Linked DNA regions of Homo sapiens: region 1 is linked to region 2. Evidence: chromatin loops called from intact Hi-C (ENCODE). Cell type or tissue: B cell. All regions are shown on one strand. Links, peaks and the distances in the headings refer to the core of each region. The heading gives the core; the rest is flanking DNA.

What was found. Hi-C counts contacts between places; a loop is a spot of excess contacts. Peaks named below come from ENCODE experiments on the same cell type or tissue, not always from the same donor. Only the 100,000 strongest peaks of a DNase experiment are listed, where the experiment ranks them.
Region 1: a loop joins it to region 2, with 3 times the contacts of the local background. A loop is called at or near these places in 5 of 110 quality-filtered maps.

What each region holds. Positions count from the first base shown.
Region 1 is chr11:108,159,087-108,164,472 of GRCh38, forward strand. NPAT (nuclear protein, coactivator of histone transcription) reads right to left here. Exons shown (of 18, transcript NM_002519.3): 16 at 3,034-3,094; 17 at 1,794-2,928. Among named protein-coding and RNA genes, the nearest start is that of ACAT1, 40 kb to the left of the region's middle. In B cell, for the core only: no CTCF peak of the experiment used is centred there; a DNase peak (open chromatin) is centred at 2,055; H3K27ac peaks cover 1,619 bases.
Region 2 is chr11:108,234,575-108,239,960 of GRCh38, forward strand. It overlaps ATM (ATM serine/threonine kinase), which reads left to right. Exons shown (of 63, transcript NM_000051.4): 5 at 1,096-1,260. Among named protein-coding and RNA genes, the nearest start is that of ATM, 14 kb to the left of the region's middle. RefSeq lists silencers at 2,075-2,275, 2,595-2,795. In B cell, for the core only: no CTCF peak of the experiment used is centred there; DNase peaks (open chromatin) are centred at 1,677, 2,217 and 2,707; H3K4me3 peaks cover 1,572 bases; H3K27ac peaks cover 3,180 bases.

The sequences.
Region 1 (5,386 bases), core at 56-5,055, 76 kb before region 2:
AAAACAGTATATTGGGTTCTTTCACATACTACTAAAATTGTCAAACTTTTTTAGTCTATTAGAATTTTACTTCTATAGAGAAGTAGAGACAAGTTTTATAAACCCAAAGTTACTTAAATATACTTCAATGGCACCTGAATGTTAGTTTATGGCAAAAGACATGATACAAATCCAGAGTGTCTGAATGTTGAATGAGACAAGATAGAACATGCTTTCTATGTTAGGTGGTTATTACTGCTTAGAAAGCTTTACTAACAGATGTTTAGGGTTACAGGTACTTATCAGTTCCAAAACTTAATATACACTAGATACTTTATGTATACTACATTTAGACTTCACAACCTAAGATACCTGGTAATATCATGTCAAGTGATGAGGCTGAGACTCAGAAAGGCTACAGACTTAACCATGATCACAGGACCAATAAGCAGTAGATGCAGGATTCAAACCCAGACTTGTAGGGCAACAAAGCCTAAATTATTTCCCTGATACCATACTTCCTCTATGATATTTTAAGCACTTTCTTTCTATTCAATCCACTTACTAAACAGCTAACCAAATCGAAAATAAATGGATTTCATTTATCAATGCTATCCCTGCACTGCCTTCCTAGAGACAACCATGCTTAAATAAAAAACATAAGGCCAGGCGCAGTGGCTCATGCTTGTAATCCCAGCACTTTGGGAGGCCAAGGTGCGCAGATCACTTGAGCTCAGGACTTCAAGACCAGCCTGGGCAACATGGCAAAAGACTGTCTCTATAAAAAAAAAAAACCAGAAAAAATGACCAGGCGTGGTGGCTCATGCCTGTAATCCCAGCATTCTGGGAGTCCGAGGTGGGTGGATCACAAGGTCAGGAGTTCAAGACTAGCCTGGCCAACACGGTGAAACCCCATCTCTACTAAACATACAAAAATTAGCTGGGTGTGGTGGCAGACACCTGTAATCCCAGCTACTCAGGGGGCTGAGGCAGGGAATTGCTTGAACTCAGGAGGCGGAAGTTGCAGTGAGGCAAGATCACGCCACCGTACTCTAGTGGGTAACAGCGCAAGACTCTGTCTCAAAAAAAAAAAAAAAAGGAAAAAATATTAGCCAGATGCAGTGGCGCATGCCTGTAGTCCCAGCTACTTGGGAAGCTGAGGTAGGAGAATCACTTCAGCCTGGAAGGCGGAGGCTGCAGTGAGCCAAGATCGTACCATTGCACTCCAGCCTGGGCAACGAGAGTGAAACCCTCTCTCAAAAAAATGGAAAAACATACGTAAATTTGATTTTTCCACTGCTCTAATATGCTAACATTTTTAAGGGCCTATGGAAGAGATTACAAGACGTGGGGGAAAAAAAAAACTGAACATCTAAGAACAAAGTCATTTATTACTTGGTAGTTCTACACAATAGTGTTTAATATTGTTTCCCAATCTTTCATGACTATGTCACGCTCATGAAAAAACTTGAGTTCTACCAAGAAAGAAAGAAAAACTTTTTCTTTTCCCCCGGAAAGATGTTTATAAACAAATGCCTCAGCAGTTTTTCCTGAAAATGCTGTTTCACCTAGACACCTTGTGCGTACTACACTAACACTGCTGGACTGCTTTGTTGCCCTACAAGTCTGAGTTTGAATCCTGCATCTACTGCTTATTGGTCCTGTGATCATGGTTATGTATTTTGTCAATGAAAACTAAAAGCTGTCTTAGCCATAACGTTCAGTCAAGTTGTTGTGGCAAGAACTGCTGAATTCGCTAATCACTAAAGCGGAAAAAAAAGGTGTGGTTTTGAAATTAAAACTTTCAAACTTGCCTTAATTTTCTTCTTTTTCATTGGTATTGATGAATTTGTAAGATTTTTACTAGAAGGACGAGAGTTTCGCTCACGTTCATCTAATTCCTCAATTTTCCGCTTTTTTGTGGTGCTCCTTGAAGATGCTCTAAACTGTTGTGTGTTATCTTTCAGAGGAGTTGCTGAAGTAGTCCTAGAAATGGCTGCCCTGGAGAGAATCATTAATGTGTGGGCAGCCATATTTACACTGTTTTCACTTCCTGTTTCACTGGCAGGGCTGCAGGCAGGCAAGTCTGGGGTGACAGGAGGGACCATTACTTTTGATGTACTACTGTCTTCACTGAAACGCCTACTAGAGGGGGCCTTGATAATATCTATAGGTTCTTCTTTATGTTTTTCCCCTGCCCCTGAGCCAGGTGTCCGGGGCACAGGTAAATCACTACTATCAGCAAGCCTACTTACTGAGCTGTGCCTCTGTATATCCTGTAACATTTCTGTGGTAATCAAAGAACTGGCGGATTTAGTTTGTTCTTGTTTTAGATCCTTCACAGCTGTACCTACTGAAAGTACATTTTTATTGTTTGAAGATGTGCCTTGTTTTTTGGTCATTTCTTGCAGTGAAGCTATAGATTTCTCACTTCGCAAACCCCCATTTTGCTGCCCAATAGATAGTTTTGAATTTTCTGGATTTTTCTGTCTTTCTACATCGCTGCATAATTCATTCTCCTTATTAGCTGTTGCTTTATGGAAAGATTCAAGCACAATTTCTGTTGGTGAAACTTTCTTTTCTGATTGAGTTTCTCTTATGGTGGTATGCCGGCTAATGGCACTTTCCGATTTAGATAAAATCTTAGGCAGAGGAGGCTTCTCTTTCTCTCTTTTGATAGCATTATTAGAAGGGGGTTTTAAGGTGGAGGACACATTGGGTGAGTCAAGATTAGGAAAAGAGACTGCATTCCTTTCTTTGTTTTGGGACACCATCTTATGGTTTGGCCCCTGCGTATTTGCCACAGGAGCAGTAGTGCTGTCGAAACAGAGTACACGTCTGTGGCATGGTTTAGCAGCTGGAACTATACTCTCTTCTGGGAAGGGAACTGTGGTTTCTTCTGATTTTTTCCCAAGATCTGTGGCAATACTTTTGTCAGAAACTTCAGTTCTAAAACAAAACAAAACAAAACTATTTCTAGCAGCATAAAGAAATCCTTTATGTTTTAAATCTGAGCATTCAAACAATCTATGATAGAAACTACTTTATACTCACTTTTGTGCATGACATCCAACTGAATGACCTGACGAATCCACCAAATTATTTACTTGTTTTCCTGAAATTATAAATGAACATTCCTGAGAAAAAGAATATACTCCTCTGAAAGAGGATAGAACAGATGACAATTATCACATATCATGAGAAAAAATTTTAAATGGTAGCTAATGTACACACAAATAGAACACGTTGACAAAGCAGCTTTTAAAAAGCAGCTTTGAAATAAGTACAAGATGGCTATTTCCCCACTGCTACAGAGGAAATCCAGATATGGAATAAATGACATGCATCAACTTCAGGCAAATATTATGTTTGTCTGTTTTTCTGAGACAGAGTCATGCTCTATCACCCAGGCTGGAGCGCAGTGGCATGATCTCGGCTCACTGCAACCTCTGCCTCCTAGGTTCAAGCAATTCTCCTGCCTCAGCCTCCCGAGTAGCTGGGATTACAGGCGCCCCCAACCATGCTCAGCTAATTTTTTGTATTTTTAGTAGAGATGGGGTTTCGCCATGTTGGCCAGGCTAGTTTCAAACTCCTGGCCTCAAGTGATCTGCCCACCTGGGCCTCCCAAAAGGCTGGATTATAGGCGTGAACCACCGCGCCCGGTTCAGGCAAATATTATAAATCCAGTCTTTGGATCTACAAATTACAATGCTCAATATAGCACATAATGTACTACTTACATCCAGGTAGTCACTTAAAGAAAACAACAGATTATATCTATTTTAAAATTCTGTCCCGGTACCTATCATGTTTACAAGCCTATGTCACTCAGAGCACATGCTCTGGAGTTCTAATAGCCATATTTTAATTTCCACGAGCTTCAGCATTTATGTGGGAGAGCAGCAAGATATCAAAACTAGAAAGAAGAGCAAAGATGAGATTATGAAGAAACTTACATATTATGCAAAAGGTTTCAGAGGCAATCCTTTAAGAGATTTATTTATTTATTTATTTATTTATTTATTTATTTTTGAGACGGAGTCTCGCTCTATTGCCCAGGCTGGAGTGCAATGGCATGATCTTGGCTCACTGCAACCTCCACCTCCTGGGTTCAAGCAATTCTAGTGCCTCAGCCTCCCGAGTAGCTGGGATTACAGGTGCACGCTGCCACGCCTGGCTAATTTTTGTATTTTTAGTAGAGAAGGGGTTTCACTACGTCAGCCAGGCCAGTCTCAAAACTCTTGACCTCAGGTGATCTACCCTCCTCGGCTTCCCAAAGTGCTGGGATTACAGGAGTGAGCCACCATGCCCGGCCCCTTTAAGGGTGTTAAATAGGGAAGATGCATGAATAGGTTTATGTCTTTGGAAGATCTGGCAATAATGTGGAAGATGGAACTGAGAAGACAGAAAACTGGAAGTAGAAACTCTATGTAGATGGCTATATTCCAGGTAAGAGATGATGAGGGTCTGAGAGACAATAATGGGCATGTACATTTCCAAAAGTAAAGGAAAAAAATAAATTGTGACATTAACCAAGGGGAAAAACACTAGGCAGAAGAAGTCTTTGAGGAAGAGAGGTGAGAAATATGTAGTTTGAAGGCCTTGAGTTACACAAAATTAGCAAGGGTGGAGAATAGTTTAGTTATGGCTCCAGAAGCCACCATAGTATCAACAGTTATAGAGAAAGCAAAGTAAGGTAAGAATGGAAAAGTTTCAATGCATAATGCAATATTAGGAGGCCACTGGTGACTCTAGTGTAGACAGTTTCAGTAGATGCATGAGAAAAGACAGTAATTTGAATGAAGAAATGGAAGATTAAGAGAGGTTAAGAGATTAACATAAAAAGTCAGCAGGTGGGACAAACCTATGTTTATAGCCAGGGAGAGAAGCCAAACAGGAAAAGTTGAAACATATATAGAAGATAAGAAACTGGAGCACATGTAGACTGCATTAACCTTAGAAAGAATGAAGGACAGTTATTTCTTTAAGAAAGAAGGATGATTTTGGAAGCAGAATAGGTTATGTACTGAATGAAAGTGATGATCAGAAAGTGAAGTTTAATACTGGTAAGATGGAAAATAAAACCACTAGCTAAGAGTGAGGAGGAGCAGGACTAGATTTGAGACGTGTTGTGCAAGACTGGAATAGTTTGAAGGAGGAACAGAAGAGAAAGCAGACACGCAGATATTTAAAATGATTGCCAAGTGGAAGGTGGGTGAGAAATACATTTTTTTTAAGTGGTAGGGAATGGTAGCACTTCTAAGGCAATGCTAAGAAGCCCAGGTGTAAAAGTTGAGATGGCTGGCTGGACAGATCAAGGGCTATAGAGTAGCTAGTGGCTATGTAGAAGAATGTGGATATGTAGGTTATTAAGAAAACTGGCCAAAGTGGCTGATGTGGTGGCTTG
Region 2 (5,386 bases), core at 233-5,232:
ACCTATAGTCTCAGCACTTTGGGAGGCCAAGACAGGAGAATCCCTTGAGCTCAGGAGTTCAAGACCAGCCTGGGGAACATTGTGAGAGATTCTGTCTCTATGAAAAATTTAAAAAATTAGCTGGGCATGGTGGCACAACATCTATAGTCCCAGTTGCTCAGGAGGCTAAGGTGGGAGGATCCCTTGAGCCTGAGAGGTTGAGGCTGCTGTTGGGTGTGATCATGCCACTGCACACCAGCCTGGGTGATAGAGCGAGACCCTGTCTTAAAAAAAAAAATTACAACCTGAGGTGTTTGTATGCCATAAATGCTATTATAGGACTTAGAACTAATTTTGCTTTCCAAGGTAAATATTCTCCTTGTAATCTTATGTTATTCTAATAAATTCATTCTTCATAAAGAGTGCCAAAAAACTTGGGATCATTTTTGGTCTAACACCAGAAATTGTGAATTATTAAGGTTATAATTGTTTAAGAATGATTGCTTTTCGAGATGAGCAGATCACTTGAGGTCAGGAGTTCAAGACCAGCCTGGTCAACATGGTGAAACCCTGTCTCTACTAAAAGTAGAAAAATTAGCAGGGTGTGGTGGTGCACGCCTCTAGTCTCAGCTACTTGGAGGCTGAGGTGGGAGAATTACTTGAACCCAGGAGGTGGAGGCTGCAGTGTGCTGAGTTTGTGCCACTGCACTCCAGCCTGGGTGACAGACCAAGATTCCATCTCAAAAAAAAAAAAAAAAGAATGATTGTTTTTGCTATATATTCCTATAAAAGAGGCGTTGGCAAACTTACTGTGTAAAGAGGCCAGATAGTAAATGTTCTTGACTTTATAGGCCATGTGGTCACCTCTGTCTTAATTACAAAAGCAGCCATAAACAATAAGTAAATGAATGGTTGTGACTATGTTCCAATAAAATGTTATTTGCAAAGAAAAAAAAAATGAATTTTGCTTGGGGCCATAATTTGCCAATTTCTTCTCTACAAAAGAAGTTTAGTTAATAGTAATTTCCCAAATGGAATTATTTAAATAGTTGCCATTCCAAGTGTCTTATTTTTGTTCAAATTTATGTTTTTCTTTATTTGTTTATTTTGAAATAGGAGCACCTAGGCTAAAATGTCAAGAACTCTTAAATTATATCATGGATACAGTGAAAGATTCATCTAATGGTGCTATTTACGGAGCTGATTGTAGCAACATACTACTCAAAGACATTCTTTCTGTGAGAAAATACTGGTGTGAAATATCTCAGCAACAGTGGTTAGGTATGTTTTGAAGGTTGTTGTTTGTGAATTTTTCCTCATGAAATGAAACTTCACCAAAGAAAGCACTCTGTCTGTATCTGTCTATATCCCCCAAGTGACCTGACAGTTTAACAGTACTTTAGTAAAATTATATGGTTATCGAACTGACCCTTAATTTTTATTTATTATGTAGCTTTTGAATAAAGTCATGAATAATATATCAGGTGCCTGATATCAGAGCCGGAATTACAGTTGAAAAATACCATCTCCATCGTCAAGGAGTTGACAGTGGCAGAAGAAAACCCAAGTAAACCAGAGTTCATAATGTGCTGTGATACAGACATATTTGGGTTCAGTAGGTATACAAAACAATGACACCTAAACTCAACCATGATTTAAGTAGAAAGGGAGAAAACCAAGAGAGGGAAGTACCATAAAAGTGAAAGCAGGCAGGGTGCAGTGGCTCACGCCTGTAATCCTAGCACTTTGGGAGGCCAAGGCCGGTGGATTGCTTGAGCTCAGGAGTTCAAGACCAGCCTGGGCAACATGGTGAAACTCTGTCTTTAAAAAAATAGCGGAGGTAATGGCTCTTGCTTGTAGTCCCAGTTACTTGGGAGGCTGAGGCAGGAGGATCACCTGAGCCCTGGAGGTTAAGGCTGCAGTGAGCTGTGATCACACTGCACTCCGGCCTCCATGACAGAGTGAGACCCTGTTTCCATTTAAAAAAAAAAAAAAAAGTGAAAGCAAGAGAGTTGAAAGTTCAAAGGGGCGTGGCCAACATTTTAAGTGTTGTAGAAAGGATAAGACACAAAAGTATCCATTGGATGAGGCAGTTAGCACGCTACTTCTAAGGTAATGGAAATCAAATATATTAGAATAGAATGCATTAGAAGACAATGTACAGAACCCAGTGATTCATTAGATGTGTAGAGTGTGTGCTAGGGAGGAATCTGGTGTTGTTTCCTGTTTATAGCTGGGAGGTACTGAGAGACCACAAAGGAAGGAAGTTATGGTCAGAGATTGAAATACTTCAGTTTGTTGGTTTCAAAGATGGAGCATTTCTGGGTTTGAGAATAAGTGAAAGTAGGATTTGACATTAACAAGATGATTTTAAGTCAGGTGTCAAAGTCTTCTAATACACGAACTCTAAAAGTTTAGAAGCTTTTTTTTTTCATGGAAAGTATTTAAGCTAAATTTTGCTAGCTAAATTAAAAGACATTTGTCCATATTCTTTATTGCCATTTTATTATTTCAAAATGAGATACATGTGAACCACAAAACTACTACCTAATCAGTACCCTCACTCCTGCATTACACTCTACTGTTCCCCTGAGAATAAATGCCTTCTCAGCTAATTTCTTAGGAGTCATTTGTAGCCTTTACGTTACTCTGAACACAAGATAGGCTGTGTCTGTAACAGGGCCCTCAACAAGCCTAGAGACAGCCTTTGGGAATAGGCTGGTGATATCTAGGTTACCTAACCAGATCTTTCCCCAGTATGGCTGGTCATATTTAGGTCATTTTACATTATCACTTACAACCATGGCTGTCACTGAAACAAAGGCAGTCTTTCCCCTAGTCTGCTTACTATATTCTGTCATCTAGTTTGTTCTCTGAAACCCCCTTTTTATTTTTAAACTAACTACTCTTACTTCTTTTTTTTTCTTTTTTCTTTTTATTTAAGCTAACCTTTGCCACTTCTTCCCGGATGTTACTTCTTATAATTAGCTTTTTTGTCAAAGTATTTTTTTACTTAGCTTCCTTTTAAAACTTGCTTAGATGAGGACTCTGTGGAAGAAGCGAAGTCTGTGCTCAAAATATATATTTGGTACAGGTGGTGACTGAAGCCATGACTATGGATGAGATTTGTATATAGAGTTTAGTGTGAGATGAGAAGAATGGCCTAAGATTGAGTCAGCATTTGCATATAAATTTTGGAATCAGCTTACTGATTTCTACAAAAGATCTTGCTGGGATTTTGATACTAATTGCATTGAATCTGTTGCACAATTTGAGAAGAATAGAAATCTTAACAATGTGGAGTTTTCCAATCCATGAACACTGTATATCTCTCCATTTACTTAGGTTTTTTTTTTTTTTTTTTTTTTTTTGCTTCTTTGTTTGTTTTTTTGAGACAGAGTCTCCCTCTGTTGCCCAGGCTGGAGTGCAGTGGCACGATCTCACCTCACTGCAACCTCCACCTCCTAGGTTCAAGCGATTCTCCTGCCTCAGCCTCCTGAGTAGCTGGGATTACAGGCATGTGCCACCACACCCAGCTAATTTTTGTATTTTTAGTAGAGACAGGGTTTCCTCATGTTGGCCAGGCTGGTCTCGAATTCCTGACCTCAGGTGATCCACCTGCCTCAGCCTCCCAAAGTGCTGGGTTTATAGACTTGAGCCACCGCGTCTGGCCACTTGTCTTTTTTGATTTCTTTCATTAGTGTTTTATAATTGTCAGCATATAGATTTTTTGTTGTAAATTGACAATTTTTTTTCTTTAATTTTATATATTAAAAAAAATAGAGACAGGATCTCACTGTGTTGCCTAGGCTGGTCTCAAACTCCTGGGCTCAAGTGATACCCTTCCCTTGACCTCCCAAAGTGTTGGGATTATAGGCATGAGCCAACATGCCCAGCTGCAAATTGACATTTATTTATAATTGTATAAACATAAAGATTTTGTATATGTTTTGTTAGATTTATACTGCAGTAGTTTGTAATTGCATTGTTTTTAACATTTTGATTTTCAAATTGTTCAATGCACAAAAATTATACAGAAGTCCAGTTAATTTTTGTATAGTGACCTTGTATTTTGGGACCTTGCTAAAATCACTTACTAAATCTAGTAGCTTTCTTTGAATGTTCTTTTGGATTTTCTTTGTAGACAAACATGTCTTCTGTAAGCAGTAATTTTTTTTTCTTTCTTTCTGAGCCATGTGGCTTTTATTTTATTTTTGTGCTTTATTACATTGGCTAGGACCTCCAGTGTGATTTATTGTGGTAAAATATATATAACATTTATAATTTTAACTTTTTTAAGTGTACAGTTGTGTAGTATTAAGTGCATTCATATTGTTGTGTAATCATCTCCACCATCCATCTCCAGAACTTTTTTTTCTATACTCAGTAAACAATGATTTACCATTTTCCCCTCCCCTATCCCCTGGCAGCTACCATTCTACTTTCTCTCTCTATGAATTTGGCTATTTGGGGTACTTCATTTTTATGGATTGAATGTTGTGTCCCACCAATTATGTTGAAATCTAACTCCCAAAGGGATGGTATTTGGAGGTGTGGGATTTAGGAGGTAATTAGGTCCTGTGGGTCCAGCCTTCATGGATGGGATTAATGCCCTTATGAAAAGAGGCCAGAGAGCTAACTTGCTGTCTTTCTGCCATGTGAAGATACAGTTCAAAGTCAGTAGTCTGCAGCCCCAAAGAGGGCCCTCACCAGAAACCCACAATGCTGGCACCTGAGCTGCTTTCAGCCTCCAAAATTGAGAGAAATAAATTTCTGTGGTTTCTAAGCCACCTAACCTATAATACTTTGTTATAGCAGCCTGAAGTAGAGGACTCCTATAAGTATTTGTCCTTTTGCAACCTGCTTATTACACTTACCAAAATGTCTTTGAGGCTCATCAGTGTTACAGCTTTTGTCAGAATTTCACCCTTATTAAAAACTGAACACTATTCTGTTCTGTGTATATGCCACATTTTGTTAATTCATTCGTCCATTGGTGGACATGGGTTGTTTCTACCTTCTGATTATTGTGAATAATGCTGCCGTGAACATGAGTATACATCTCCTGAGTTTCCTGCTTTCAGTCTTTTGATTATATACCCAGAAGTAGAATTGCTAGATCATGTGGTAATTCTATATTTAATTTTTTAAGGAACCAACATCCTGTTTTACACAGGAGCTACGCCATTTTACATTCTCACCAGCAGCCCACAAGGGTTCCAGTTTCTCTACATTCTCACTAGCACAACTAATAGAAAATGAGGATTCCTCTTCTAGGCCTTGAAAGTGCTGCATAATTTTGCTTCTTCCTACCTGTCTAACTTAACTAAAGCGCTTCTAATTTCTGTGCTCAAGCTACACTGTCAATTATTCAGTTTCTCAAACCTAGTGGTTTCCATTTTTTTAA